Linked DNA regions of Homo sapiens: region 2 is linked to region 1. Evidence: chromatin loops called from intact Hi-C (ENCODE). Cell type or tissue: PC-9. All regions are shown on one strand. Each heading gives the region's core, and the rest is flanking DNA. Links, peaks and the distances in the headings are about the cores only. Region 1 overlaps GALNT7 (polypeptide N-acetylgalactosaminyltransferase 7). Region 2 has its middle 46 kb from the start of GALNT7.

What was found. A loop is a pair of places that touch in the nucleus more often than their neighbours do. Peaks named below come from ENCODE experiments on the same cell type or tissue, not always from the same donor. Only the 100,000 strongest peaks of a DNase experiment are listed, where the experiment ranks them.
Region 2: it touches region 1 in a loop (3-fold over the local background); 2 of 110 quality-filtered maps call a loop at or near these places.

What each region holds. Positions count from the first base shown.
Region 1 is chr4:173,199,516-173,215,858 of GRCh38, forward strand. All of the region lies in intron 1 of GALNT7 (polypeptide N-acetylgalactosaminyltransferase 7), which reads left to right. Among named protein-coding and RNA genes, the nearest start is that of GALNT7-DT, 38 kb to the left of the region's middle. In PC-9, for the core only: no CTCF peak of the experiment used is centred there; DNase peaks (open chromatin) are centred at 10,206 and 10,746; H3K27ac peaks cover 2,291 bases.
Region 2 is chr4:173,114,653-173,130,995 of GRCh38, forward strand. No RefSeq gene overlaps it. Among named protein-coding and RNA genes, the nearest start is that of GALNT7, 46 kb to the right of the region's middle. In PC-9, for the core only: no CTCF peak of the experiment used is centred there; a DNase peak (open chromatin) is centred at 6,519.

The DNA.
Region 1 (16,343 bases), core at 9,267-11,766:
TGTAATCTTTTAGTGCCATGGTCCAGCTCAGATGCCTGAGTCTTCATGCCCTCCTAATGGGCCCCAGGTTTGCCCATCAGAGTCTTACACATGATCACCCACACCATGTAGGCACTATTCTTACCCAGCAAAGAGATTAAAACTTGCTTCATCTGTTTTCTACCCAATTTAACTTTGTTAACCACCCTCTTAAAAAGAAGTTTCTTGAGGATTTATCTCTGGTTGTCTTCCAGTTTGGGCGGCGGGTGGTGGGTGGTGATAGTTGGTAATAGGGTTGAGGTAGGATGGAATAAATCAGAATCTGCAATGAACCACTTGCTGGATAATTAGGGTAGATGAGAACCACAGGACTGTAATAAAAATGGATTATCATAACGATGACCCTACGGTGCTAAATGATGCACCATGTTCCTTTTGAATCAACAAAAGTTAAAGTCTTCCTGGAATAGTTTTAGTACATTATTGATCTCTAATTCTTAGAAAATTGGCAATCCATGTATAGAATAAGAAAGTCTCTATTGCTGCAAATATTCATAACCTGAAGAACCCATTCCCTAACCATTTTAGATAAATAAGATTTTTATAAAATTAAAGCAATTATTAAAATTCTATTTGTGCATGGAAGAAGCCATTTAGCTAACCAATTATATATCTAACTTCTGTAACAGCACTTCGGAATTAATCTAATTGCATCCTATTGAAAGTCAGTCACCTTTTGCAACATGACAATTTTATGCCAAGAGAATGAAAATGTCAGGTATTTCCATTACAGAGAGTCACATTTTCCCTTGATTGTTTCAGGCAGAAAGAAAGCGACTCAGATTAATCTGTTTAGAACTATTTTCAGTTATCTGTATATGTCATACATGCTGTCATGTTCTAAGACCACTTTGTTCTTGGATACTGCTTTCCAAAATCTATGGGATTCTACTCTTAAAAAAAAAAAAGAATATCTCGCTTTACATATCATTTTATTCTGGGGAAGCCTAATTAGCACATTAATATCAGAGAGCTGACAACCTCCTACATGTTATTTTAGGATTCCATGTGCAAGACCATATTATTCTAGTTATTTGAATGGCACGTATTCTCCACAGCTTGCTAACAGTAGTTTTGTCTTTTAAAATTTATGTGTTTCCAGTGTTTAGGGTCTGCTAAGGAGTGGGAGGTGAATGTGTCATCATAAAGAATGTTGCAGCAAATATATTTTGCAGGATACAGCCATTTCCATTTTTTGTAGTACAAAGATCCTATCATCCTGAAATCTTACATTGTAGATTGTGTTATGTGCTGCTTTTTATTTCAGTGAGATGAAAGTAATATTCTGAATGAGAAAAGAATTAGAGTAGCATTTCTCAAATGCCAGTTTTGAACCTAAGTTTAAAATAGAGAGATTTATCACTGAAAAGATTAAGAGAAAAGAAAGAACATTTATGGAATAGGGATTACACTAGGTATTTTCATAGAGGTATTTAATTCTTGCAGTCAACCTTCAAGATCTGTGAGATTTATCCATCACAAATAAATGTGTTCAGATTAAGTATGTGGCCTAGCAATTTTGTAAATTACTGTTTTTTACTTTGCATTTAACATTTATGTAATTCCAAGCCAATATTTTGAACCTACTTTTAACAGTTACATAAGACCTTTTAGAATGAATTTTGTATTTATCTTTTTTCTCCTGATTTTCTGGCCTTCATTTTTCTGCCAAATATTTTAAAAAATAGTGTTTTACTGTATGTTTTTAGATAAGCCACCTCATGCCATTCTTGATATAAGTTGTGGTTATTAAATTAATTTAATAAATTAACTAATTATAAACTTGGCCAAAGTCACACAGGTAAGAAATGGTAGGTCCAAATATATAAACCTAAATATGATAAATTTCCAAGTACTTGCTGTTCTCTTTGCACCTTGCTGCCTTATGGAATCAAGGTAAAAATAAAGAAAAAAATGTAAGTGCTTTGAAAGGGTTCACAGCTATTTGTATAACTAGAATATAATCTATTTTGAGCAAAGAGAATTGGGTTATATATCTTATTTCTAGATTGGGCCAAACCAGTAAGTCATTTTCGGTTTACAGGATTCAAATCAACATTGTATTAACATTAATGAAAATGCCAACTCCCATTCAGAGCAGATGAGCAACAGGTGATATCAGAGAGGACCTCTTAGAAAAAGCACCTTTTTTTTCTAGTAACTGCTGATTGTGTCCTACAACCTTCTGTGTTAATTAGCTTGAAGTGCCTCAATAATGCATCGGCCAGGTTGCCCAGAACCCTGCAAACATCTTTTCATCATCCCTCATGTTGTGGGCTTTCCTTAATAGGAAGGCAGATAACTTCAGATCTTTATGTCTCTTAGATTTTATAGTTTTGAAAAAGTGACAAGTCTTTTTGTCAATAGATGCCTGGGTCTTCTTATACTTCTGAAGAGAGGAAAATCAATCCAAAAGAAAACACAATAGATTCTAATTTTATGGACTGTTCATTAGGAAGTCTGGTTTTGCTTAAGACAACTGTGCTGGTCTAGAAGTTCATAGTATTTATTGATTTTTCTTCTTTCTGATGATCATTATTGCTATTTTGTAGCAATATTGATATTGTATAATATAAATTCTTTTTATTTTGCTAAAGGGAAGTGCTTCTGTATTCTTGAAAACTGAGAATCAAACAGTATTTAAAGTACTTTTTCTGGTTTATCCCCAGTGTCTGTCATAGGGCATAGCTCTAAAGAAGTTCACTCAGATATCAAGGGTGAATGAAAATTCTCTGAAAGAGAAGTACAAATTATTGTGGGTCCAACTCTTTACCATACATTATAGAAGGCAGAGAAACCATGACCACCTAAACTTGTAGGACACTGTGGGGAGAAGAGCCTATGAAGTTGATTCCTAATGTAGGTCTGCAGTGGCCATGGAGCTGAGAAATCACCGAAATGGGGAGGAGGAGGAGGGATCTGTCTGCCTAACTTCAGTAATATTATTGCCTTTTCTTAGATAACCCTCTTCACTCTTTTCTGTCTCCTCAATCCTTATCTAGCTGTCAAAGTCTCGTTCAAATCCTGCCTCCTCCAGGAAATCTTATCTGCTCACTACAACTCAAACTGATTTGTTGACCTGGCCATTTACAGCATTTGTTTGACCATACCACCTGGCCCTTAAGGCTGCCTGGCGTTTTCTAATAAAAGCTATCATTTTTCTGAATACAGACTATTTGCTTGCTTTTATTTCTTAGCAGCTCCATGAGATACATACTATCATTGTCCCAAATTTATATTGTCTGTCTCTCCCTTCACATCTATTAATATTTGCTTTATGTATTTAGGTGTGCTAATGTTAAGTGCATATATATTTATAATTATTCTCTTGATGAACTGTATCCTATACTACTATATAATGACCTTCTTTATCTCATTTTACAGTACTTAAAGTATATTTTATCTGATACAAATATAGCTACCCTGAAAGTATAGCTCTCTTTTGATTTCAATTTTCATGGATTTTTTTTTTTTTCATTTCTTTACTTTCCGTCTATGTGTCCTTACAGGTGAAGCGAATCTGTTATGGACAGCAATAGTTAGGTCTTGTTTTTTTTTTGAGACGGAGTCTCGCTCTGTCACCCAAGCTGGAGTGCAGTGGCGCAATCTAGGCTCTGCAAGCTCCGCCTCCTGGGTTGACACCATTCTCCCACCTCAGCCTCCTAAGTAGCTGGGACTACAGGCGCCCGCCACCACGCCCAGCTAATTTTTTGTGTTTTTAGTAGAGACGGAGTTTCACCGTTAGCCAGAATGGTCTCGATCTCCTGACTTTGTGATCCTCCCGCCTCGGCCTCCCAAAGTGCCGGGATTACAGGCGTGAGCCACCGTGCCCAGCCAGGTCTTGTTTTTTTATCCATTCAACCACTGTGTATTTTTTGAGTGGAGAATTTAATCCATTTACATTCAAAGTAATTATTGACAGGTAAGGACTTATTATTGCCATTATGTTCACTACTTCCTGGTTGCTTTATAAATCCTTCATTCTGCTCTTCTCTCTTGCTATCTTTTTTATGATTAGGTGATTTTCTCTGCTGCTATGCCTTGATTCCTTATGATTTAAATTTTGAGTATCCTCCTTAGGTTTTCTTTGTGGTTACCGTTAGGTTTATATACAACATCATCTAGTTATAACAGGCTATTTTAAGTTGATAACAACTCAGATTGCATTAAAAAACTACACTTTTGCTCTACTTCCTCCCACATTTTACGCTTTTGATGCCACAATTTATATTTTTATATTGTGTATCAACAAATTACATTGTAGCTATTATTTAAATAATTTATATTTTAACCTTCATACTAAAGTATAAGTGATGTATACACCACTATCACAGTATTATTCTGAATTTGACTGTGTACTTTTACCAGTAAGTTTTATGCTTTCATATGTTTTCATATTACTAATTAGCATCCTTTTCTTTCAGCTTGAAGAACTCCCTTTACTATTTCTTATAAGACAAGACTAGTGGTGATTAACTCCCTCAGCTTTTGTTTGTCTGGGCAAGTCTTTTATCTCTCCTTAATTCTGAAGCACAGCTTAGCCAGGTACAGTATTCTTGGTTGGTGATTTTTTTCTCTTTCAGCACTCTGAATGTATCATCTCACTCTCTCCTGGCCTGTAAGGTTTCTGCTGAGAAGTCTACTGCCAGTCTTTCTGGAACTCCCTTATATGTTATTTGCTTCTTTTCTCCTGCTTTCATGATCCTCTTTTTGTCTTTGATTTTTGACAGTTTGATTATAGTATGTCTTGGTGTAGTCTTGTTTGGATTGAATCTGAGTGTAGATTGTTGGCCTTCCTGTACCTGGATATTTATATCTTTCCCTAGATTTGGAAAGTTTTCTGCTTTTACTTCTTTAAATAAGCTTACTGAGCCTTTGACTCTCTTCTTCAATTCAGTTCAAATATTTGCTGTTTTGATGCTGTCCCATAAATCCCAGAAACTTCCTTTGTTCCTTTTCTTTTTTCTCCTCTGTATATTTTCAAATAACCTGCCTTTAATGTTACAGATTTTTACTTCTGCTTGAGCAGTTCTGCTGCTGATGCTCTCTATTGCATTTTTCATTTAACTCATTGTATATTTCAGCTTCAGAATATTTGTTTGAATTTTAAAAGATACTTTCATTTTTTCTGTTGTTTCTCATTTTGATCATTTATTGTTTTCTTGACTTTATTGAATTATTTCTCTGCATTTAAGTTTCCTTAAAACAATTATTTTGAATTCTGTGTCAGACAGTTCATATATCTCCATTTTGGCAGGGGGCAGCTCCTAGGAGATCTTTTGTGTTCTTTTGGTGGTATTATGTCTCTTTGTTTTTCATGTTTTTTGTTGCTTTATGTTAATAATCTGTGCATTTGAAGAAGTAAGGACTTATTCCAGACTTTGCATACTGGGATTTTCTGGGGAAGCCTTTCACCAGTCAGCTCATCCAGAGATCCAGAGATTCTGAGCAGGTCATCTGGTGTGGTCCTCTGGCAGACTTACTACTGGAGCCCTTGGACTTTGTGCCTGGATCAGCAGGTGGGTGGGCCTGGTACCTGGGTCTCTGGGTCTGTCGGGTTGGACCTGGAGCCTTGGATCCCCTGTTCATTGGATCTGTAAGGGTAGGTCTGGAGCCCGTATCCTCAGAGGTTGATCTGAAGCCTGGGGGGCTGACCTGGTCCTGGGGTAGGTCTTGAGTGTGACCTTGAGAGGCTGACCACGTACTGGGATGGGCCTGGTACCCAAGTCTGCAGGGTTGGTCCTGGGGTAGGTCTTGAGTGTGAGTCTACAGAGGCTGACCACGTACTGGGATGGGCCTGGTACCTAAGTCTGCAGGGTTGGTCCTGGAGCCTTGGTTCATGGGTCCAGCTTGTCAGCAGGGTCTGCTGGGCTGGGCCTGGACCCTGGGTCTGCTGGAGCATGGGGCTGCAGGGACTTTATTCTGTTCTTCTCTCTTGCTGTCTTTTTTTTATGATTAGGTGGTTTTCTCTAGTGGTATGCTTTGATTTCTTACTGCAGGGACCAGATTGGCACTGGGAAATCTTGAAGCCTATGTCCAGAGTTGCCAGCCTGGTGCCTCAGACCCAGTCCAATGACAGGTTAGCCAGCTGAATGACAGACCCATCCCCTGTCACTGGGCTGGGTCTGAAGTCTGGGGCTGTGGTCTGAAGTCTGGGGCTGTGTAGGGCAATCTGGCCCTGGGATGGTCTGAAACCCGGGGTGGAACCTGGGGTCATAGAGGCTGGCCTGGTGCTGGGTGGCATGGAGCCTATACCTGCAGAGGCTGGCCTCATGACTAGGGCTGCAGGGCCAGCTTGGTAGCTTGGGTGGGCATGAAGTCTGGGGCTAATGGGGCTGTTGGGGTTGGCCTGGTGGTGGGGCAGGTCCAGAGACAGCCTGCCAGGCTAGCCTAGAGCCTGGGGCTGCAGGATCCTGCCTGGTGCTGGGAAAGACTCGGAGGCTCAGTCCACAGATAGTTACCATCCTGGAACCTGGAACCTGGAACCTCAGGGGCTGGCCTGGCACTGGGTGGGCCTGGAGCCTGTATCTGCAGTCAGGAAGCAGGGTCTGCAGGTGCAAGCCTGATGACAGGCTGCAGGGGATAGCCTGGTGCTGGCTTTTATTGAGGCAAGCTTCATTTTGCCGGCAGATCCAAAGCAAAGTCTAGTGCTTATTTCTCTCTCCTTCCCCCATACTGAGGATACCTTGCTTTAAGCTGTGCTGCCTGGGGTTGGGAGTGGGGTGATGCAAGTGATGTCAAACTGTCCTTCCTACCTTCTTCAATGCTACATCCAGGTGCTGTAATCTCTCACTTGGTTTCCTTAGTTCTTGTGAAAGGTGTTTTTCTATGTGGATGGTAGTTCAGATTGATATTTCTCTTGGGTGGGGGTGATGTGTACTGGAAAGTCCTATTCCTCCATTTCTTTATATCTGTCTCAAATTGTCCCAGATTTACAGATGAAGAAACTAAAGTTCAGCAAACTTGAATATCTTGCCAATGACACAAAACTATTTAGTAGAGCCAAGGTTCAAACTTCAGTCTTTGTGAATTCAGAGGTTGCTTGCTTCCACTGTGCAGATGTGGAATATCAAACTAGTCTTTAGATTCTGCGAGATTTTTCTTTCTCTCTTATGTTCTAAGAAATGGGAGGTAGAAAAGAACAGTGATGGGTGAGGGAGAACTGTCCTTGAGTCTGCACCCTCCACAGGAATTTTGTTGCTGGGGAAGGTTGGGGAGGGGCTGTGGAGAGAGGGTCCTTAGTGCCCAGCTGAAAGTATTTTTCCCACTGGAGTGGTTCCAGATTTACCAAACTGCCATGAAACTTGCAACCAAGGTGTGACACTACCCCTGGCTACAATTGTCTACCGTTGCCAGGCCTTTGGAAACTGCTGCTTTTGCCACCAGGGCCTTTGTGCAAAAGGGCACTTTGCTTTCTGTCCCTGTGGCCATCACCAGCTTCCCATTGATAGCTCCTGTCTATAACTGTTGGGGTTTACCATCCAACAAGCGGACTCTATATCAGCTCTCTTCACCTGTGTTGTCTTGTATGTTGCTGTGTGTCTAAGGTGTGATAATTTGCCCTTTCTTCACTTGTTTTTCATAGCTGTCTAATTTATATTGTTTTGAGTACCAGGACTGTGCAGTGGGCTCCAGAACTTTCTCCAAAGGGAATCTGTTGCCATTTAACTGGGGCTGTTCTAGTGTGTGCTACCCAAGAATGCCCCTTTATATGCTTTTTAAAAATCTTAATTCAAAAATACATTTTTTGTGAAAAATACAAAAAAGAATAAAATAATTACCACCCAAAGACAACTTGCTAAATTTAGTATATATTATTCCAACATTTTCTACATTTATGTATATATATTACATAAAGAAAACATACTTTTTAAGTAAAATGGCTTGTTTTGTACCTATAGCTTAGTGTCCTGACTTTCTCTCGAAACCATCTTTCATACCATTAAATATTTTCCATATCGTTTAGTAGTAAAATTGTTCAGCTAATCCTCTATTAAGGTTGTTTCTCACCTCTCTGATGTTGTAAACAGTTCTGTGGTAAGAGTTGATGTAGCTAATTCTTTGTGCACCTTCTTAAATATTGTACTTTTCTCCCCTTTCTGGTTTATTTTTTAAGTAATATGTATAAATGAGGGAAGTAACTAAGTTGCTCTCCCTACTGATCCACAGGGTCATGATTTCTTTAGGGTACATTTCTAGTATTTTAATTGTTGGATCAAAAAGTATGCAAAATTTTAAGTCATTTGCATTTTAGAAAGGTTATGTAAGTTTACTCTTTTACCAATAACTGAACACCTTTGTGGACAATGGATATTTTCATTTCAGATTTTGTCAACTTCATAGGTGAAAAACGAATCTCATTTTTTTAACTTATATTTTTAAATTGCTAGTGAAGTTGAACGTCTTTTTTATTTACAAATTGGTCATTTGGATGTTTCTTATTTTGTAAATTGCCTGTTTGTTTTTTCCTGTTTTTTACCATTGATGTGTTTATGTGTTCCTATTGATTTGTAAGAGTTCTCTAGGGGAGGGGACTTGGATTTAAGAATATTAACAATTTGGGTGTCATAAATATTAGTTACTCCCCCCAGTTGTTTTGTTTTTATTTTATTTGTGATATTTTAAAATATTATTCAAGGTTACAAAAGATGTAATAGTTAAAAATGAAAAGTATAATCATGCTGTTTTCTTATTTTCTACCTAACAGCATTAGAAAATATACAATTCTTTATATTTTTGTTTTAGCAATAGAAAATTTCTATGCACTTCTTGATAGAAAAGATGTGAATTTGACTTACCCTTTCCCATTTGCCTCTTATCCTATTAATATTTGATATTTTAAAAATTCTGGTTATTTATCCTTATGACTTGAAGTAACTCACCTAATTCTATTTTGTACTCCATTATCATTCAGCGGCATCTCTTGACTGTCTACTTTATAAAATGAGAATATTAGCACCTTTATCCCTTCTTACCCCCTCCTCCGCACCCGCAGACTGAGCCCAGAGCATTTCCAGGAGTTTCTTCTTCCTCCATAATCTACACAGGACAGGCTTTCATCTCCACTGCAGCTCTTTCGCTGGTTCATCTCCCAGCTGGCTCTCATCTGCTTCCTGTCGTTCCAGCCCGTCTCTTCCCTGTTACAAGTTATCCTCCTTGTACCTCCGTCTTTTTATTTAAATGGTTCTCTAAAGATGAAAGGCAAATGTGCCTAGCTTGCCATCTTGAGCTGAACATTGCAGTGCTTTGTATATATAGAAATTTTAAAATTTTTATGTGGTGAAACCTGCAAGTGATTCCTTTTGGTTTCCACCTTTGCCGCCATGTTTAGAAAGTCTTTCTCCAATTTAAGATTATGTTTTCTTTAGTACTTTTGTGAATTACTTCTTACTTTGAAATCTTTGTTCATTTCTAGAATTTATTTTGGTGGGTAGAATAGTTTAGAGATTCATCTTTTGTTCAAATGGTTAGCCAACTACTCAGTATCATTTATTAAATAATACAAAGTTTTGAAGTACTGAATTCTTACATATATTTGTGCCCGTTGCTGAGCTTTGCTTCTTTAACCTGTCTCTGATGCACACTGGTGCCAAACTTTTAATTATTGCCATTTCAGAATTTTAATATCTGGAGGGCAGGTCTTCACCACCATCCCCCGACATCATTGTTCTTTATCAAAATGTTTTTAGCTGATGTTGTATTCTCTCTTCCCTGCTGCAAAAGGAGTTTACTGTAGTATACACGTTTGAATGAGGCTGCCTTGGTCAGCCCACGTCTTAGCTCTTCGTCAGTATTTCTTTCTAGCTAGGCAGAAAGAGTAAAACTTCTGTGTAATACTAGTTCCCTGTTCCACCCAGGTTTTGTATTCACTTGCTTTTAGGTCTAGGACTGGAGAATGCAGTACATGCCAATAATTCTAGTCTTCTCTGATCTGTGAACATATACCTTCACTGACATTTGTGTAGTTACTTGGAGCCAAAAGGAAAATTGTCACTTAGCCAGATTTCACTCTCAACATTTCACGTCTCCTTCCACTACCTGACACCTGCTAGTACCTCCCAGTCACCCAATCTGATCTCCTAATCTCTGGCATCTGACCCAGCCTCCATCACTGCCTCCCTCAGGAATGTGTAGATGGCCTTCAGGCCATTTCGTCAGGCTCCCTCTTTCCCACCCTACCTGCCAGTCTATCCTTCGCCTGCCTGCCTTCCTTTCCGGGTGCCAGCACAAAGTTTGTGACCTCAGGTGCCTTTGTGCTCAGGCAGAATTAGGCACCTAGCAATTTACGAAACACTCATGGCTGGGTGCAGTGGCTGACGCCTGTAATTGCAACACTTTGGGAGGCCGAGGCAGGTGGATCACGAGGTCAGGAGTTCCAGACCAGCCTGAGCAACATGGTGAAACCCCGTCTCTACTAAAAATACAAAAATTAGCTGGGGGTAGAGGTGCGTGCCTATACTCCCAGCTACTCAGGAAGCCGAGGCAGGAGAAATCGCTTGAACCCGGGAGGCCGAGGTTGCAGTGACCTGAGATCGTGCCACTGCACTCCAGCCTGGGCAACAGAGCGAGACTCCGTCTCAAAAAAAGAAAAAAAAAAAAAGAAATACTTATTTAATTATGCTTACCTAGAAACATTGCAGCATCAACATAACTGGCTCCAGCCAGAAGAATGAGTACTTGTTTCCTGGCGGGAAGGATGCCAAGAAACCTATGCTTCGGAGTCTCTGTGGGCACAGAGCCTGTGTTTGAGGCAGATGGAATTTCATCCGTCGGAAATTTACCGTCATTGACTCTTTCCTAAACATACTTAGAGCTAACTGAAAAATGGTCACCTTTGCACTTTTGCACAAATCTCTATCAAAAGCCAGGGAGAACAGAAAATCTCTTTTACTACTTTTTTATTTTCCTTTTTTTTTGGAAACAGGGTCTTGCTCTGTCGCCCAGGCTGAAGTGAGATGGCGCCATTTTGGCTCACTGCAGCTGCCGCCTCCCGAGTCCTAGCGATCCACCTGCCTCGGCCTCCCAAGCAGCTGGGACTACAGGCTAAATTTTTTTTTTTGTAGACACGGGGTTTCACCACGTTGCCCAAGCTGGTCTGGAACTCTGGGCTCAAGCGATCCGCCCACCTCGGCCTCGCAGCGTACTAGGATTGCAGGGGTGAGCCACCATGCCTGGCCTACTTTTTCCTTTTACGTTTGCTGATTTTTGTCCCATCCTTCTTTTTGATTCTGCAACAAAAAAATTAAAATGTTAAATATTAAATATCTTTTGTAGAAGATACTTTATTAAAATTCTATTTCAGTGCTATCAAGTGGAAAAATAAATGCAAGTCACATTTATAATTGTAAATTTTCTAGTAGCCATATTAAAAATAGCTTTAAAAACCCAGGTGAAATTAATTTTAACATTTAAGCTAGTGTATTCAAAAGAATGTATCAGCGTGTAATCAATCTTAAAAAATATTGAGATGCCTTACATTCTTTTTTTTTTCCATTTGATATCTGATGTGTATTTTATACTTCCAGTACATCTCAATTTGGGCCAGCCACATCTCAAGTACTCAATAGCTACATATGAAATCACTTTACCTCCAAATTCTGAGTGATTTTACTAGTGACTTTATATTGGAAATAACCACATCTAGAAGTTCTTATCTAGGGATGCATGTTCAGAATCACCTGGAAGCTTTTTCTAAATATGCATTCCTGCCTGTACCCTCACTAGATCTGTTAAGGTAAAAATCTCTGCTCTGTGTGAGCCTGGGCATGTGTGTCTTGAGAAAGGTACATAGGTGATATTGACAAGTACATTTAATTAAAAACCACTAAGATGATCCAGCTTCTTCAGTCTACCTATGACTAAACACGTCCTGTGTGATCAAACAGCTTTCCCACAGAGAGTAATGATACAGACCTCAGTCTTCCATTCACAAATCTGGTGTCCTTTTTGCCTCATCATTTCTAACATATAGGATAAGAATGTAGACTAATATTATACACAGATTTGTTCAATAACAAGAGTCAGCAACAAAAGGGAGTTTCAAGTTACTCTTTAGATTATCAGGAAATTTAATGTAAAATATCCTACCTGCACATGTGTGCACGAGCACGTGTGCACACACACACACATTGTCTAAATAGTCTTGTTAATTGAAGTTTCATTGTGATGGGCATGACCGTGTAGATTTTATATGCATTTCCATGTTCTTGATACCTTTTAGACTCACCTCATAGATTATACTTTTCTGAAACTGCTTTTAAAAATCTATATCAAAATAGATACCAAGGGCTATTATAATTATTTTAGTATATCTCTGGACATCATAACCAAATACAAAAGTTCTTCAGCCTGTCAGTTTTCAAAGTGTCAGCTCTGGATTTTTCAGGTTAAAATTTCATATCTTTAATAACAAGGCTGCCAGATATCAGCAGGCAGTGTGGTTGACTACTCTGTAATTTAATGGGAGTTCTTCATAGGTGAGTCACAGTGGCTTTCTTCTCTTTCTTTCACATGGTGCTGACAAGGACAGCACACGTGCTATACTGAAAGATAGTAAGTCTCAGAAAGGTCATCCAAAGGTAATTTGTGGATTATTTTTGATGAGTTGGAGATATGGAGAAAAATGTTTGCTCTTTAACACTTAATTTTGTATGAAGTGACCAAACTTAGATTATCTAGTTTTATTTCATGCAAGTGAATTTAACAATTAAATATTTTCATAGTTCTTTAATCCGTATGCTTATTAAAAATCAACTTAAGTCTACAAAAGTCACAAGTAATTAACAAGCCTGTTAAATAAAATAATGATATCCATAATAGCCTACAAATAACTACTAGAATTTTTAAAAAGCATTTTAAAGGTCCAAAACGTTTAAACAGGTTATTTAGCAGTAATCAGGATGGTTATATGACACTCACTTGAAAGAGGCTTCAGTTTAGATTATCTAGACTAACTGTCTTTTTACAAATGGAAAATTCAGAGAGATCCAAAGAGATGAAGGGATTAACTCCACTCACATAGAGATTCCCTTCCAGTGCTAGTTTGCCACTGTCTTCTGACTCACTTCAGTTGGCTTTTTTTTTTTTTATCAGCTATGATGACTTTCTTTTGCTAGAATGTAATATCATGTTAAGGTATAGTGATTTGCTTATAATAAAATGATTTAAAATATTTTGACACATGTCTATTGGACATATCAATACAACAGAACAAAGACAATAGCCCCATGACTTCAGTGCTTCAGAGTTCCATGTGTGTTTCCTTCCGTGTGTCTAACATAGGACATTAAAGAGCATGATCATTTCTTCAAAAATAGGTTCCTTCAAGCTGAGTACAAGATCCAAATTTTAAAAATACCTTTTGTGGAAAATACTAAAACTTGGAACCACAACCTTGTTTCTCTCTTTTAACGTAATTGCTCACTTCATGAAAAAAAAATCCCCTTTGGACAAATGGATGTAATTGTATATGTAATGCACTGGGAAGTATGAGTTACTATTGATTAACTTGTATTAAATATCTGAGAAAAAGGTATGTATTTTATTTGTAATTTTAAGTTGACGAGATGATAAATAGAAAACCCCTTATTTGGAGTTCCCTGATGTATTCTTAGTGGTCAAGACCCTTAAAACAAAAAATGTGATTTCTCGTTTTACATTCTCCTCCTTTCTAGTTTTTTTTTCCTTCTTATGCAGAACAGAGATTTTATTGTAGAATTAAAACTGATAAACCTGATCCCTCAGCTCTGTGCTATTTTGTTTACCCCATGAGGAGTTGCTCCCCATAAACCTGAGAGTTTGTTAGAAGGTACCTTGTTCAGAAGATTATCAGGTTTAAGCAATTGCCATTCAAGAGAGTAAAGAAGAACTAGTCTGGAAGCTGGCAAGAAAAAAAAAGTTGTTATTTCTAAGTCAATGTTTGTAGAACAATTGCCTGGTTAGGCAATGAGACAGTAGTGTTTAATACAATTGAGCTGTGGTGTATAATATGAGTAGTCATACACTCTTTTGTAAGAGTCTTGGATTGATATTTTTGTTATACTTTGCAATCAAATAAAGGAGGCTGTTTGCACATATCCTGAAAACGATTTGATAACTATATAGTGATTATTTCTCGGTAATTTTTGAAGGTCTACTAACCAAAAAATTCTAATAAAATTCACTCTTATGAAATTAAAGATTAAGTCACAAAAATACAACTGTTTAGATAAATATTCAAGCACTGACAGGCATATAGCACCTCAGTTCTGTTTGTTTGCTGGCCATTATGTTTTTACCAGCTTTTGTTTTAAAAGTCTCATCTTTCTCCTTGATTAAATTAAATGAACATCCTTTCCTGTTACTCCAAAGGATTCCTTATAATTTTTTTATAGCACCTTTGATTTTAGACTGAGGGCTTTTAGATAGACTTAAATAGATTCTTCTACTGTATGTTTCTGAAATATTGGCCCCTGTACTTTACCAACATACATTTCACTTTATAAAGTTAATGTAAGGGCTTTTCAGTGACTCCAGGCAAACCTCAAACAATCTCTGATTTGCAAAAAGATCAAGATGCCTCTGGAAATAACACACAACCCAGTGTTGTTATTATTATTTTTTTGCAAGACCTAACTAGAGAAGTGATCATTATACTGTATATTCTTTAATCTTGATGTTTTTAAAGAAGTTTAAGTGTTGTATCCTTTAAGCAATTAAGTTCAGTTCAAAAGACAGAATAAATACAAAGCTCTTTAAAAAAAAAAAAAACCCTTAAGAGACCACATTGTGGTAAGTATTTCAGCCTCTGGATTTTGATAAACTAGAAAGCTTTATTTTGAGGAGTCATTAACTTGCAATTTGGCCCAGATCACTCTGTAAGGTCATGGTAGCTTCAGACCCCTTATCTCTAACTAGCCTGCCCGCTGGGACAGAAAGTGTGTTCCAAGAGAAAGAGCAAGATCTCTATGATTAGATTGAGTCTACAGGGGACTGAGAGCCCTAAGAAAACTTCAGATTTTAAGAAATCTTCAAAGAGAAAAGAGACTTAACAGATCCAGATGAGCCATGGGAACAGTGAAGTGCTTGGTGCATGTATATATAAGTTCTCAATAGAGCTGTTTCAACCACTAGTCCAAATTCAACTTCTCAAGCCTGGTAGAGTCAAATTTCTGGCACTTGGCAGCAGAGAGTTTATAGAATGCCTTGATGGAATCAAGTAGTAACCTGTCTTCCTTGTCTTCCTTTTGCTTCCAAACTTATGACTTGGATTTTTTTTTTTTTTTAATGCTCTTTCCAGCCCTAGTAGTGACAGCATTTTCCAAAATGTTACTCAAAACCTCTCAAATAGCAGAGGCAGTACCAACACATCCTGGCATCTAGCCTACGGTCGTGCTTCAGGAATACACTGACTGCCTTGGTGATGGCCAAATGCCAGTTCTTATAGTTAAGTTGTGGCTTGGACATGTGGACCCATTCCTTTCTGTAATCCTATCATGATCCCCTGCTTTCTTTCTTCCCTACCAGAATCTAAGCTCCTGGAAAGCAAATGCTATGACTTTTATCTCTTGTATTCCCACAGCCATGTTGGCTAGAAATATGGTGGATACACAAAGAAAGTTAGTTGAAAGAACAAATCCAACTATCCAAGAGGTTCTGAATACCCACTGGCCCCACCACCAACCTCTGCTCTTCTTCTTCTTTTTTTTTTTTTTTTGATATGGAGTCTTGTTCTGTCGCCCAGGCTGGAGAGCAGTGGTGTGATCTCGGCTCACTGCAATATCCGTCTCCTGGATTCAAGCGATTCTCCTGCCTCTACCTTCCAAGTAGCAGTGATTACAGGCGTGTGCCACCATGCCTGGCTACTTTTTGTATTTTTAGTAGAGACGGGGGTTCACCATGTTGCCCAGGCTGGTCTTGAACTCCTGACCTCAGGTGATCCGCTGCCTCGGCCTTTCGAAGTGCTGGGATTGCAGGTGTCAGCCACCATACCCGGCCTGCTGTTCTCCTTTTAATGCACCCAAGTCCTGGGGAACCCGACTGGGGATCAGAGCTGTGAGCTGGGGGAGGGCCCGTTGTTTTGACCCTAAGACCTAGCCTGACTTGAGAAGTTTCAGGATGTGGAATTTCATCAGGCTCAAGGAATCCTTTCAAGGAGCATTCTGACAATAGAACCATATAAAATCCACTCTTCTTTTTGTCAATTATTTTGAAACTGTTCCAGTAATTAAGATTGAGCTAGAAAATATGAACTACATTTTTACAAATACTCAGACCTTCAAAACAGGCTTTAAAAGGCCGGGTGCAGTGGTTCACGCCCGTAATCC
Region 2 (16,343 bases), core at 5,475-7,974, 89 kb before region 1:
AGTGACACTAGAAAGCAACCACATAAAAAGTCTGCAAAATAACCAGCTAACTTCATGATGACAAGATCAAATCCACACAAAGCAATACAAACCTTAAATGTAAATGGGCTAAATACCCCAATTAAAAGATACAGAGGGCTGGGCGTGGTGGCTCACGCCTGTAATCCCAACGCTTTGGGAGGCCAAGGCAGGCAGATTACCTGAGGTCAGGAGTTCAAGGCCAGCCTGGTCAACATGGCAAAACCCCATCACTACTAAAAATACAAAAATTAGCTGGGGCAGTGGTACATACCTGTAATCCTAGCTACTTGGGAGGCTGAGGCAGGAGGATTGTTTGAGCCTGGGAGGCAGAGGTTGTGGTGAGCTGAGATCACGCCACTGCACTCAAGCAAGACTTCGTCTTTAAAAAAAAAAAAAGACACAGAGTGGCAAGCTGGATAAAGAACCAAGACCCAATGGCATGCTGTCCTCAAGAGGCCCATCTCACATGCAGTGACACACATAGGCTCAAAATACAGGGATGGAGGAAAATCTACCAAGCAAATGGAAAGACAGAAAAAAGCAGGTGTTACAATCCTAGTTTCTGAGAAAACAGACTTTAAACCAATAAAGATTAAAAACAAAAAGACAAAGAAGAGCATTACATAATGATAAAGGATTCAATTCACCAAGAGGAGCTAACTATTCTAAATACATGTGCCCCAATATAGGATCACCCAGATTCATAAAGCAAGTTCTTAGAGACCTACAAAGAGACTTAGACTCCCACATAATAATAGTGGGAGACTTTAAACCACACTGACAATATTAGACAGATCATCGAGACAGAAAATTAACAAAGATATTCAGGAGCTGAACTCAGCCCTAGATCAAATGGACTTGATAGATATCTACAGATCTCTCTACCCTAAAACAACAGTATATACATTCTTCTCAGTGCCACATGGCACTTAATCTAAAATTGATCACATAATTGGAGGTAAAATATTCCTGCACAATTGCAAAAGAATTGAAATCATAACAGTCTGTTGAACCACAGAACAATCAAATTAGAACTCAAGACTAAGAAATTCTCTCAAAACCATGCAATTAAGTAGAAATTGAATAAGCTGCTCCTGAAGGACTTTTGGGTAAGTAATGAAATTAAGGCAGAAATAAAAAAGTTCTTTGAACTAATGAGAACAAAGATACAACATACCAGAATCTTGGGGACATAGCTATGGCGGTGTTAAGAGGGAAATATATAGCACTAAATGCCCACATAAAAAATTAGAAAGATCTCAAGTTAACAACCTAACATCACAACTAAAAGAACTAGGGAACCAAGAGCAAACAAAGCCTAAGGCTAGCAGAAGACAAGAAATAATGAAAATCAGAGCTAAGCTGAAGGAGATAGAGACACAAAAAACCGTTCAAAAGATCAACAAATCTAGGAGCTGGTTTCTTGAAAAATTAATAAAATAGACTGCTAGCTAGACTAATAAAGAAGAAAAGAGAGAAAATTCAAATAAACACAATCAGAAATTATAAGGGGATATTACCACTCAAACCACAGAAATACAAACAACCATCAGAGAATATTATAAATACCTCCATGCACATAAACTAGAAAATCTAGAAGAAATGGATAAATTCCTGGACACATACACCCTCTCAAGACTGAACCAGGAAGACATTAAATCCCTGAAGTTCTGAAATCGAGGCAGTAATAAATAGCTTACCAACCAAAAAAAAAGCTTGGGACCACATGAATTCACAGCTGAATTCTACCAGCTATACAAAGAAGAACTGTTATCATACCAACTGAACTTATTCCAAAAAATTGAAATAAAACTAACTCATCCTATGAGGCCAGCATCGTCCTGATACCAAAACCTGGCAGAGATACAACAAAAAAAGAAAACTTCAGGCCAATATCCTTGATGAACAGCAAAGCAAAAATCCTCAACAAAATGCTGGCAAACCAAATCCAGCAGCACATCAAAAACCTTATTCACCACAATCAAATAGGTTTCACCCCCGGGATGCAAGGTTGGTTCAACATACACTACTCAATAATCAATAAATGTGATTCATCACATAAACAGACCTAAAGACAAAATCCACATGATTATTTCAATAGATGCAGAAAAGGCTTTAGATAAAATTCAACATCGCTTCATGTTAAAAACTCTCAATAAATTAGGTATTGAAGGAACATACTTCAAAATAATAAGAGCTGTATATGACAAACCCACAGCCAACATCATACTGAATGGCCAAAAGCTGGAAGCATTCCCCTTGAAAACCGGCACGAGACAAGGATGTCCTCTCTCACCACTATTCAGCATTGTATTGAAAGTTCTAGCCAAGTCAATCAGCCAAGAGAACGAAATAAAGGGCATTCAAATAAGGAGAGAGGAAGTCAACCTGTCCCTGTTTGCAGACGACATAATCCTATATATAGAAAACCCCAGTCTCGGCCCAAAAGCTTCTTAAGCTGATAAGCAACTTCAGCAAAGTCTCAAGATATAAAATTAATGTGCAAAAATTGCTAGCAATTCTATACACCAACAGCAGTCAAACTGACAGCCAAATCATAAACAAACTCCCATTCACAATTGCCACAAAAAGAATAAAATACAGCTAACAAGAGAGGTGAAAGATCTCTACAAGGAGAACTACACTCCACTGCTCAAATAAATCAGAAATGACACAAACAAATGGAAAAACGTTCCATGCTCATAGATAGGAAGAATCAATATCATTAAAATGGTCATACTGCTCAAAGCAATTTGTAGATTCAATGCTGATACGGTTTGGCTGTGTCCTCACCTAAATCTCATCTTGAATTGTAGCTCCCATAATTCCCACGTGTCATGGGAAGGACACAGTGGGAGGTAATTGAATCATGGGGGTGGGACTTTCCCATGCTGTTCTTGTGATAGTGAAAAGTTTCACAAGATCTGATGATTTTATTAAGGGGAGTTCCCCTACACAAGCTCTCTTGTCTGCTGCCATGTAACACGTGCCTTTACTTCTCCTTTGCCTTCCACCATGATTGTGGTGCTGAACTCCCCAGCCATGCTGAACTGTGAGTCCATTAAACCTCTTTCCTTTATAAATTACCTAGTCTCAGGTATGTCTTTATTAGCAGTGTGAGAATAGACTAATGCAAATGCTATTCCTATTAAACTACCATTGACATCCTTCACAGAACTAGAAAAAACTATTTTAAAATTCATATGGAACCAAAAAGAGCCTGAAAAACCAAGGCAATCCTAAGGAAAAAAAAAACAAAGTTGGAGGCATTACACTACCTGACTTCAAACTATACTACAGGGCTACAGCAACCAAAACAGGTACAAGAACAGACACATCGACCAGTGGAACAGAATAGAGGATCTAGAAATAAGGCCGCACACCTACAACCATCTGATCTTTGACAAAACCAACAGAAACAAGCAATGGGGAAAGGATTCCCTGTCAATAAATGGTGTGGGGATTACTGGCTAGCCACATGCAGAAGATTAAAACTGGACCCCTCTTCACGCCATATACAAAAATTAATTCAAGATGGATTAAAAACTTAAAAGTAAAACCCAAAATTATGAAAATCCTGGAAGACAACCTAGGCATACCATTCAGGACATAGTCACAGGCAAAGATTTCATGAAGATGCAAAAAGCAATTGCAACAAAAGCAAAAATTGACAAATGGGATCTAATTAAACAAAAGAGCTTCCGCACAGCAAAAGAAACTATCAACAGAGTAGATAGACATCCTACACAATAGAAGAAAATATTTGCAAACTTTGCATCTGACAAAGGTCTAATATCCAGCATCTATAAGAAACTTAAATTTACAAGAAAAAACAACAACCCAATTAACAAGTAGGCAAAGGACATGAACAGACACTTCTCAAAAGAAGACATACATGCAGTCAACAATCATATGGAGAAAAGCTCTGATCATTAGAGAAATGCAAATCAAAACCATGATGAGATACATCTCACACCAGTCAGAATGGCTATTATTAAAAAGTCAAAAACAATAGATGCTGGCAAGGTTGCTGAGGAAAAGGAATGCTTATACACTGTTGTTGGGAGCGTAAATTAGTTCAACCATTGTGGAAGACAGTGTGGCAATTCCTCAAAGACCTAAAGACAGAAATACCATTCAGCCCAGCAATCCCATTACTGGGTATATACCCAAGGGAATATAAATCGTTCTATTATGAAGACACATGCATGTGTATGTTCACTGCAGCACTATTCACAATGCCAAAGACATGGAATCAACCTAAATGCCCATCGATGATAGACTGGATAAAGAAAATGTGATACATATACACCATGGAATACTATGCAGCCATAAAAAAGAATGATATTATGTCCTTTGCAGGGACATGGATGGAGCTGGAGGCCATCATCCTTAGCAAACTAGCACAGGGACAGAAAACCAAATACCACATGTTTTCACTTACAAGTGGGAGATAAAATGATGAGGATACATGGACACATAGAGGGGAACCACACACACAGGCCTATTGGAGAGTGGAGGGTGGGAGGAGGGAGAGGATCAGGAAAAATAACTAATGAGTACCAGGCTTAATACCTGGGCAATGAAATAATCTGCACAACAAACCCCCATGACACTTGTTTACCTATGTAACAAACCTGCACATGGATCCCTGAATTTAAAAGTTAAAAAAAAATACTCAGCAAAGTACTTAATAATTCTATCCCCAAGACAATCTCTATTAAAAATTTAATACATATACTGACATCACGGGGGTGGTTTCTAATGGTTTAGTACCATCCCCCTAGTGCTGCTTGTTTAAAAATGTGTTAGCACCTCCTCCCCCAACCCCACCCCTTGCCATTCACGTGAAGATGTGCCTGCTTCCCCTTCACCTTCTGCCATGATTGTAAGTTTCCTGAGGCCTCCTCAGAAGCAGAAGCCTGTATCGTCCATAGAACCATGAGATGATTAAACCTCTTTTCTTTATAAATTACCCAGTATATCTTTATAGTAGTGTGAGAACGGACTAATACACAATTTGTTTTATGTATATGTGATTTTATGTATATATGATTTTACCCTTACACAATTTGTTTTATGTATATATGATTTTGTTTCAAAAATGGCATCATATCAAAATTTTTTTCAGATTAGCAGATTCCTCTCCTTAACCTTCTGATTAAAAAAATGCAGAGTATCAGTTTTCTTCAAGATTCTTCCTGCTTCTTTCACAGATTAGACCAGGCATTTATTTGCTTTTCATTTCATTCAACTCCACCCATAAATCCTCAATTTTTCAGGTCCTTTTATTATAAGGAGGCAATAATTCATGTTCACTTGGCTTGTCTGTCCAGACTTGCGTGTCTGTCTGACTCATGCCTTTCACCCAGTCTTGGTTGGGCTGACTTTGAGCCTTCTCATTACTGGGCTTATATGGTCCTAATTACACGTTACTGGGGTACACACAGAAATCACCAATTAGTTTTTGACTTTAAACAGATCACTTACCTCTCTGGGGTAAGTGATTCATGCAATTGTTTTCCAATCGACTTTTTAGCATCTTTTGCACACCTAACCAAATGTTGGGAATTCTACAATTAATATGACCCAGCCCTGCCTTCCAGGAATAATAGGGAAAAGCAGAGAGGCAAATAACCACAGATAGGTAAAAGTCCATGTAAATGAAGAGAAAAAGACAGCCTTGAAAGAGTATGACCACAGGTTTGCCAAATCCCTTTTAAACTCTAAAAATATACCACTCCAATGGAAAGAAAGTAATTTTTTCATGATCTGAGGTACTGTATTTAGATTTCCTCCTCAAAAACACTGAAAAATAGGGATGGAACTTGGAAATATGTAATGTGGGTTGACTCGTATATTCCCCAAAATACAAGCCTCCCAAGGTGGTCTGGAATTGCCACCAACATTTGGACAGCAGGGGTGGGGATGTTCCTGTCAGTGTCTGCCACATGGGAGAGTTTCATGAATATTTGGTGAATTAACTAGTAAATAATTAGCAGACATAACAGACCAAAGTAGAGGAAACTGTATAGCTTTTTTTTGTTGGTATGGATTTGGCAAAGGCTAAGACATGGGAAATGTGACTCTGGGGACAACAGTGGAGCATGAATTCCTTGGGACATGAACTTGGGCCGTTATTCATCCTGCTGTGTTTCCAAAGCTGATTTTCCAGCAAAACAATAATAATAATAATAATAATAATAATAATAATAATAATAATAATGACAACAACTTAGCAAGCTTGGAGATAAGTTACCAGAACTCATAGAGTTACAGATTAATGCTTCGGCCTACAACAAAGTGAAACATTTTTCAAACATAGAATATGCATTTACCATTAAGCAGGCCTACCACAATTCTATGTAGACATTTAAATTTTGGCAAATCATTTACGATGTCTGTAAGTTTCAGACATGTGTAAGAAGGAGCAATGACAGACTTCTCTGTGGTATGCATTGCCTGCTTCAGTCAGTCCAGTGACATTCTGGGCTTCCAGGTGTGGCAATCAAGCAGGAAGTGTGCTGGGAGGGTCACAGCATAAGGCAGCTGCCCGGGGAGCAGATTCAAAGCACAGCTGTTTGGCTCAGAGAACAGCAGATAGGAAGAACACTTCTGCCTGCTACAGAAATCAGCTGGGATATCTGCTATTCTTGCAAATTGGTCTATATTAAATACGTAATTCAGAAACTAAAATTAAAACTAAAACGAAGCCACAATTTCTGGAGCAATCTTCAAACATTCCAGTCATAGCAGCACTTCTTTTAATACAGCCAGCTATCTTTTGAGGCTAAAAAGGAATTTCCTCTAAGCAGAAAAGTCTGAAGAGAGTTCTTCAAAGATCCTTGAGGGGAGCTCATCTGATAGCAGGAAAGGAAAGTTCAAGATGCCTCAGAGACTACATGTATGGAAAAATACTTTACACTGTCAAGGGGAGAGGAGGTCATCTTAGATGATACATGAGAATGCAGTATCTAGGTAGAAATCCTGCTCAAAACTAAAAGAAGAGTATGTAAAGCTATAACCTTGTAAAATAAGGACTCAAGAATGTGTGTGTGTGTGTATGTAATACATTATATATATGATTGCACATATATTAAAGGCAGGGGTGATGTCCAAAATATTTAACAACTGCTGTAACAATATACAGTGATCAATGGCCTTAGTTTGTCTGGAACTAAGGGCTTTTCTGGGACATGGGAATCTCAGTGTTAAAACTGGGACACTCCTGGGCAAATTGGGATGGTTGCTCACCCCAGGCACTAATCAACTGCAATACATGCTAGCAATACACAACCAATGTGGCCTTAATAACAACACACCTGATCTCTCATCCTTAATACCTGAGGATGTTTGTACAGGATAAGCCCTGGGAACCATGCAGTCTTGCATTTCTCCAAATTGCTCATGCATTTGCCTGCCTCTGTGCCTTTGCACACACTGTTCCCTCCACCTAGAAAATCCTTTCCTGACTTGGCCAACCCCTGTCACTTCCTGCAAGAAGACTTCCTGGCCCTTCAAAAACTATATTAGGCACCTCCCTGAAGGTCATCCCTAGGACTCTGTATTTACTCCTATATTTAGAATTTTGGAGGAAAAGATAAAGCGGAAACATAAATCCAAAGAAGCAAGACTATGAATCCCAATTCATTTATGAATGAGGATGAGTGGGAGAGCAACTCCCCAAATTCGGAATCAAAGTAATTCAGTGACAGTTGGTAATGTTCTCCAGGAGGCCACTAAAGCTACTACGGTCTTTTGTTCATGCTGCCAGACCCTCCAGGCAGAGTAGAAAAGAATCTGAACCTGATGATTTTAGGCACAATAATGAAGACGAGATTTTCTGCAGGTGTTAACCAGAGTTCTGCTAATTAAAGAATTTCCTCTCCTCAAGTGATCCGCCTGCCTCGGCCTCCCAAAGTGCTGGGATTATAGGCGTGAGCCACCATGCCGGGCTCACAGTCAACTTGAGTTTGGCCATGAGCCAGATGAGGCATGGGTGTGAACTCAGGTGGAACCAGGTCAGGAATGGGGGAACACCCAAGGGACTGCATCAGTTAGGGCTTCGGCAGGAAATAAGTGGCATGCTCGTAACAGGAAAATTGAAGGAAATTTTAATAAAAACGAGAGATCACAAGGGGTTAGTGAAATATCTGGGGCTGGTAGAGCAGGTGTTACCACCCCAAGGCCTGAAGTGGAGTAAGGGAGGGAGTGGTTACCAGAACCCAACAACAGGAAGGGCTGCCTGGGAAGGGCCATATGACAAGAGCTTGACACTATGGGGGCAGGACTCAGCCAGCAGGCCGTGACATGCAGAGGCAGTCTGTGTGTTAGTTAATGGTATACAGTAGGTGCTCAATAAGTGTTTGTATTAATGTTCCTGTTATCATTATTACTGCTTTTTGATACACATTATATATTCCATGACATCTGATGTTTTCCCATTGAAGAGGCTGAAGTGTCAAGGGAATAAGGGAAAAGTAAAGGAAGGAGGCTTCTTCATTACATTCTCTCCAGCACCAAGAGAAGACAGTCCCTGGAGATGTTAAGAAACAGAGGCTACTGTGGCAGCCAAGAAACCCAGAATGCCAGAGACAGCAGAGGGATATCTGCAGGAGAGATGGTAAGGCCAAACTTCTGGATTGCCTCATGTTGTTTAAAACATCCGCCCCTAGGAAAGGGTTGGGAGGCTCACAAATTCCTGTTATACTTAAAAGAGGAAATAGACCAGAAAGGTGAAATTGAGTTTATGTAAAACAATGTATGTATTACACAGAGAAATGAAAACTCTTCAGTAATTCATTGGCGATCTTAGCACATGTCTCAGAAAGCAGAGAAAACTGGTTACCTCCAACAACTGCAAAAAGTCATGGTCTGCATAAACTTTGTCCTGTATAATTGGCCACAACATAAGAGCATTTGCAGAAATTGATGCTGTTCAAGTGTCCCCTATATTTGGGAAGCCAGGATTTTGTCCTCTCTACCCCCAATAAGTATAATCTTTTATAATAAAAATTTATATTTTGACAACCTGACATAGCTATGTTTAAAATCAAAAATTAGTAATGGCAAGTTAATAGAATTCTGTGGATCCATGAGTCACAAAGTTCAGCATCAAATAAGAACACAGAAACAGAGAATGCAGAACACAATTTCTGCCAGGGGAGTAGGAATGAGTTGAGGGCAAACAAGGGACTAACACCAAGAACACGTAAGATAGAATCCCTCGGCTTAACATTTCAGTCTTAGATTACCTTGACTGTTTTGATTCAAGAAACTTGAATAGATATTGATAGGTTGTGGAATCCTTTTTTTCTGTCACTTAGTTTTAGATTTGTTTTTTTTTAAACAGTTTTATTGAAATACAACTCACACATCACATAATTTTCCCATCTAAAGTGTACAATTAAGTGAATATTAGTATATTCACAGATACATGCAACAATAACCACAGTCAACTTTATTATTTTTATTTATTTATGTTTTATTTTTTAGACAGAGTCTTGTTCTGTGGCCCAGGCTGGAGCGCAGTGGCACAATCTGGGCTCACTGCAACCTCCACCTCCCAGATTCATGCAATTGTCCTGCCTCAGCTTCCTGAGTACCTGGGAGTACAGGTGCGCGCCACCATGCCTGGCTAATTTTTTGTATTTTTAGTAGAGACAGTGTTTCACCAAGTTGGCAAGACTGGTCTTGAACTCCTGACCTCAAGTGATCTGCCTGCCTCAGCCTCCCAAAGTGCTGGGATTATAGGCATGAGCCACCATGCCGGACCCACAGTCAACTTTAGAACATTTTTATCACCTCAGAAAGAAACCCTGTGCTCTTTAGATATTGCCTATCTGTCCCCCATCTTCCCCTGCCACCTCCCATTCCAAGCAACTACTAATCTATCTTCTGTCTCCAGGGGTTTATCTATTCAGGCCATTTCATATAAATGAAATGATATAATGTGAGATCTTTTGTGACTATCTCCTTTTACTTAGCATGATGTTTTCAAGGTTAATCTACGTTGTCACCTGTTATCACTGCTTCATTCCTTTTTATGGCAGAATAACATTCCACTGTGTAAATACACCACGTTGTATTACTGCTCATCAGTTGATGACAATTGAGTTGTTTCTATCTATTCTAAGATGCGTTAATGTTGCTATAAACATGCGTGCATGCATTTTTGTATGGATATATGTTTTCATTTCTCTTGGATAGATACCTAGGGGTGGAATTGATGGGTCATGTAGTAACTCCATGCTTAACTATTTCAGGAACTCCCAGACTGTTTTCCAAAGTAGCTGCACCATTCTCCATTCCCATGACTCCATTTTTCTTACTTCCCTTAGGACTGTTAAAAAGTTAGTCAACTTAATATCCAAGTGAAAGCACAAAATACTGGGGTGGTCTATACACAGTCACAACCACGAATAATTCTCAGAATAATTCCGCTTTCACTTTCCTATCCATTCCCAAAAGTATACTGACCTTCTACAGCAAGTCACAGCAAATCTTGAGCAGATTCACGTAAGAACTCTGTAGTCCTTTGTAGTAGCTCTGTGAAATGCAAACACCTTATGTATTTTATCTTCAAAAAGGAAGTGAGATAGATAGGAAGGGCATGACTGTCTCCATGAAGCAGATGGAAAAACAAAAACACAGGCAAATTAACTTCACTTGCCTTAAGACACATCTAAGTGGTGATGTCAGAGAGAGTATCACATATTTCAATCTCTTCCCTCAAGGAAGTTATAATTGAGTAGGAATTATAAGGTCTTACTAAGATCATACATGATAACAGTACAAGCTGCATGTGCTATGAGTCAAATGAATGACAAGCCAAAATGTAATAAGAGCACGGTAAAATGTGAGAGCAGCGGGATAAGCGTGTACTGGGGAGGATGAAGGAAGATATAAGGAAGATCTCCTGAAGGAGAAGAAAAGGTGGCACCAGAACTGAGCTTCAGAGGATGCATAGGAGTTTGAGAGTTTGACTCAGACTAAGTTGAGAGAAGACACTCCTGGCCTACAGAGCAACAAAACCAATGACTTCGAAAATGCAAGCAGAGCCAAGGAACAATGGGTAGTCCAATCTGAGTGGAAAATATTCCCTTAAATTTAGCTGAGTAGTAACAGGTTGTGAGATTGGTTATAGATGACAGATTAAAGAATCTGGTCTTGGCCAGGCATAGTGGCTCATGCCTGTAATTCTAGCACTTTCGGAGGCCAAAGCAGGCAGATCAACTGATGTCAGGGGTTCAAGACCAGCCTGGCCAACATGGTGAAACCCCATCTCTACTAAAAATACAAAGACTAGCTGGGTGTGGTGGCTCATGCCCGTAATCCCAGCTACTCAGAAGGCTGAGGCAGGAGAATCAATTGAACCCAGGAAGCAGAGGTTGCAGTAAGCCAAGATTGCACCACTGTACTCCAGCCTGGGTGAAGGGGTGAGACTCTGAAGGGGTGAGACTGTCTCATTAAAAAAAAAAAAAAAAAAAAAGAATCTGGTCTTTATTCAGTAGGCAGTAGAGAAACACTGGCAGAAATTTTAGCGAAGGATTTTCATAAACAATGTGGTGTTTTAATGATACTATTTTGGCAATGCTGTATAAAAAAAAGGTAAAAGGATAGGTAATGAAAGTGGAAACAGTAGATATAAGACTAGCAAAGTAGGCCAGATGCAGTGGCTCACACCTGTAATCCCAGCACTTTGGGAGGCCGAGATGGGTGAATCACTCGGGGCCAGGAGTTTGAGACCAGCCTGGCCAACATGGCAAAACCCCATCTCTGCTAAAAATAGAGAAATTAGCTGGGCATAGTGGTACATGCCTGTAATCCCCGCTACTCAGGAGGCTGAGACAGGAGAATCACTTGAGCCTGGAAGGAAGAAATTGCAGTAAACCGAGATTGTGCCACTCAAACTCCTATGCATTTTCTAAAGCCCAGCTTTGGTGCCACATTTTCTTTTCCTGTAGTGAACAGACATCCCTTTGAGACAGGGGACTCTGTCTCAAAAATAAAATAAAATAAAATAAAATAATAAAATTTAAAAGACTAGCAAAGTAGTCCAAGTGTAAAATAACAAATGTCTAAATCAGAGATTCTAAACCAGGGGATTATTTTGCCCCCATAAGACATTTCCAATGTCTGGAGACATTTTAGGCTGTCATACCAGGGAGAGTGCTTCTGGCATCCATGAAGTAGAGACATCCTACAAAGCACAGGAGAATACCCTACCAAAAAGAGTCACCTGACCCACAATGTAAATAGTGCCCAGGTTGAGAAAACCTGGTCTAAATCAAGGTGGTGGCAAGGGAAAATAAAAGCAAATGACAGATATGAGAATTACTTTCAAGGAAAAGGTGATAGGATTTGATGACTGATTGGGTTTGGGGGCAAAAATTGGGGAGTAGATAGTTTATAACTTGCGTGGTTGACAAAATTATGACAGCGAAAACAATTTTTTTTGAGACAGGGCCTTGTTCTGTCACTTAGGTTGGAGTGCAGTGGCACCATCACAGCTCACTGCAGCCTTGAATTTCCAGGCTCAAGCAATCCTTCCACCTCAGTGGATCTACAGGCATGCACCACCATGCCCAGCTAATTTTTTTTCCTTCCTTCCTTCCTTCTCTTTCTTTCTTTCCCTTTTTTCTCTTCCTTTCTCTCCCTTTCCCTTTCCCTTTCCCTGGCTGATCTCAAACTCCCGGGCTCAAGTGATCCTCCTACCTTGGCCTCCCAAATTGCTGCGATTATAGGCATGAGCCAGTATGCCTGGCCAAAAACCAAAACTTTTTTAAAGAAATTGGTAGTAGGAGGAAGGAAGAGTGTAGTGAATATATATTTTTTAATCCTCTCAGTATCCCAATTTTTGGAAACAACCTCTTTCCCAAAATGTAATGTGATTTGGGTGAGGAAGGTAACACCCGCAACCCCACCCCAAATGGTACTTTCCTTACCTAGGTCTGGCCAATCAGAATCCACTGTATACTTGGCCTCAGGGAATGGTTCTCTAGGTGGGCATGCGATCCTGCAGGAATTCTACGCATATCACGCATGAAGCTAGCCTGTCTGAGAGCAAAATTAAACAAAGGCAGGCAGAGGAGAGTGAGTGAACAAGAGAGAGAGAATGAATTTAAATAATATCGTTTAAGCTCCTGGATTCTGCTATGCCTGAAATACAAGATTTAGATTTAGATTTCCCAGTTAGATTAAGCCTATATGTTTCCTACTTTGCTTATGCTAGTTTGAGTTGGATTTCTATCACTTTTAAATGAAAAAGTCTCAGCTAATTACAAAAGGATGAGATTAGTTTTAGATATGTTAGTAGATGGAAAATATATTGAATAGGTGTAATTTGGGGAGTGGCTACAATTTAGGAGATTGGATTAAATTAGAAAATACATTTTGGAAATCATTTCTTTATATGTTACATTTGGATGCGAGAATAGTTGCAATCCTTTGAAACAGGCCAAGGATAGACAGAAATACTTTGTATTTTATAATTTATAATAAAATAAAAGGGATTATAAATTATTTAAGAAGTCTAAATTATTAACTTGTGATCATTCAGAAATAGTAATTCCAGGAAAGATGTTGGAAACAAGTTACTTATGAGCTATTGAATTATTTGTAGTTTCCACCACATGTAGAATAGCTTTGAATGTGTTCAATTCTGCTCTATCAACATGTTAATCATTTGCCCATTTACTCTTAGATTTCTTTTTTCTGCTTCCCCTGTTCTGCTCTGTATCACAGAGGGTTGATTTCTGAAAAACACATTACCAGTGCTTCTTTGCTAGCTGGCTTCTGTTTAGTTTGGTTAGTAAGCATCACTGGCAGGAGTCTGGAACGTAGGCGGGGAGAAGCCAGTGAATGCTCCTCCATTCCTCGCTTTGGCCAGTACTTCTGATATTGCTTGTGTCTCCTCCGTGGTCCCAGCTTCCCTGGGGAAGCCTTACCCTTGGTGGTCGCAGCACCCACTGAGCAGCCCCAGCTCCTAAACTGTGGTGAAACCACCTCCTCTAGAAAGGTGATGGTAACTTCCTACTTTTGCAAAGACCTGCCTTCACCATTTGCTGTTTGCCTTTTTAGCACTTCCCACTTCTTAAGTTCCCCATGTTAAATTCTCTCAGTGAAACCACTTGGTCTGGGTTCTTTTTTCCTGACTGTACTCTGACTGATTCATTTCGCTTGTAGTCTCCAATTCAAACCACCAGAAATGGGATGATGAACAGGGGAACCAAAGGAGCACATTGACCATTTCTGCCCCTTCAATTAAATTATATAAGATGTATAAAACTATTGTGTTGCTAGTGGTAGACATAGACATAGAAAATATAGTTCATAAGGATCATATAATGTAAAGCCACATATAAACAAAATAAAAATATAAAATAGTATAGCTGTAAGTTTTAGAGTTCAGAGGAAGGAGAGGTTGGTGTTAATAGTAGGTAATGGAGGAGATAAGACCAGAGCTGAACTCTAAAGGATGAAAAACCAAGTGGTGAAAAAGAACAGCCAGCAAGATGTGGGGGAGAAGGGTGGGGCACAAGGAAGGAACAGGATCGGGCCCGGTGTGTTCACGGATGGAAGATGGACTGAAGTGAAGGCATGGCAGGGAGGGTGTGTAAATTGTTTCAGATAGTCAAGGAAAAGTCACACCACAGAGGTTCTTCAGTAACAGGAAGAAAACCATGAGGTCTCTATTCAGAAAAGCTGAATGGAGAGACTGTCCTTAGACGATGAGGGCTGTAGCCCCTTCTTCATCTGGTTATGAAACACAGAACAAGGAGTCTGAAAGCCAGATTTTCTTCCCATTAACCACTTTGTAATCTTAAAATCCTTAGGGTCTCGGTTGCCTAATTGCAGAGTAGTTTATAATAAGTAAGAGTCACCTAAAAAAAGTTCTTTGTTGCTGTTTTTCAAGTTGCTAAGTATTTTAAAGATATTTACTACACACCTAATCTTATACTCTAAGATTAAGAGGTTAGTTTTATTTTTGCCAATGCCCAATGTACTTTCATAATAAAGATGACTCTAGGTTGCATAAGAGTAACCAGAAAGAAGGGTATTTTTCCTAGTACCTAGTTCTAGAACATGCTGAATTGAGTGTAACTCTAACCTCAAAAAACTAGAGTAGATAAAATGAAGTAATACTTTTCACACAGTATATTAATTGCTATTAAAAAGTGAAAGCATACATAACCCCTAGAAAGGGCACGTCATTTGAAACTTGATGAATTTTTTGATAATGAAAATGAAAAGCAACATTAATGCAAAGGTTAAAAACAACGTTAGAGTTTCTAAGTGAGTTAGTTTGACAAGTGGCTGATGAAATAAAATTCTACATCCCACTTTATATTAAAGTGAATTTGTTTTGTCAGGTGTATTATAATTCACATTAGAAAAGCTAGTAATCATTTTACTGTTACTTCCACCTTTATTGTGGGAAGAACTTGGAGAAGCAATAGCTTAGCTCTTATCCAATGCCAGGAATGAATTGCAGTCGGAACAAACAAAAGACTTAATTTTAACCTTTAAGTGAAAGCAGGAATAGCACACATGTAACTGACATCTTATCCAAGACAGATTTTTTAAAAAGAACAAGAAAGAGAATAAGAGAAGTGATGCTAACCGGAACTTTAGCATCTGGAAGAAGAAATCAAACTTAACTTCTACCATTGTATAAATTAATATTGGTAAAAATTAGGTTTACATTTTGAGTCTTTGAAAGGATTTTCAACTGTCTTTGAGTCTGTTTTAACTTCCACCAAAACTGTCAGAATTTCAGTACTGATAATAAAAAGAATTACAGTAGATATGGTCTATATAATGTTATGAAATGAAGACATATGTGACTCGAGCATAGTTTGCAAAACATGTAATTTCATCTATGGCTTAAGCTGGGGGTAAGGGGCCTTTAATAGAAAGTAGGTAAAAATAAACCTCTTAACAGAAGGCGAATCAAAACTTACCAGGGTCCCATAACCACGTCATTCAATAAAATGAGCAGGCTGGGAAATGAAGAAAAATTAATCCAAAGGGCGTTTTCAGTTCTGAATAACAACATAGCAAAGCAAGAGCTTAATTGTTGCACTTCCACAAGATGATGATGATGCTGAGCAGTCTCCTGAGTTTGACAAGAATTTCAGTGAACCCTTAATTGTTAAGTCATTATAACAACTACTGATGTGTCATCCCTACTATAATTGCTTTAGGCTCTTTCCAGCACCTGTTTTGCATTTAGTGTTAGCATTAAGAGACTTAACACACATGTAAAATAAGACTATTACTCTGTCAGCTGCATGTATACATTTGTTATAAAGCTTTTT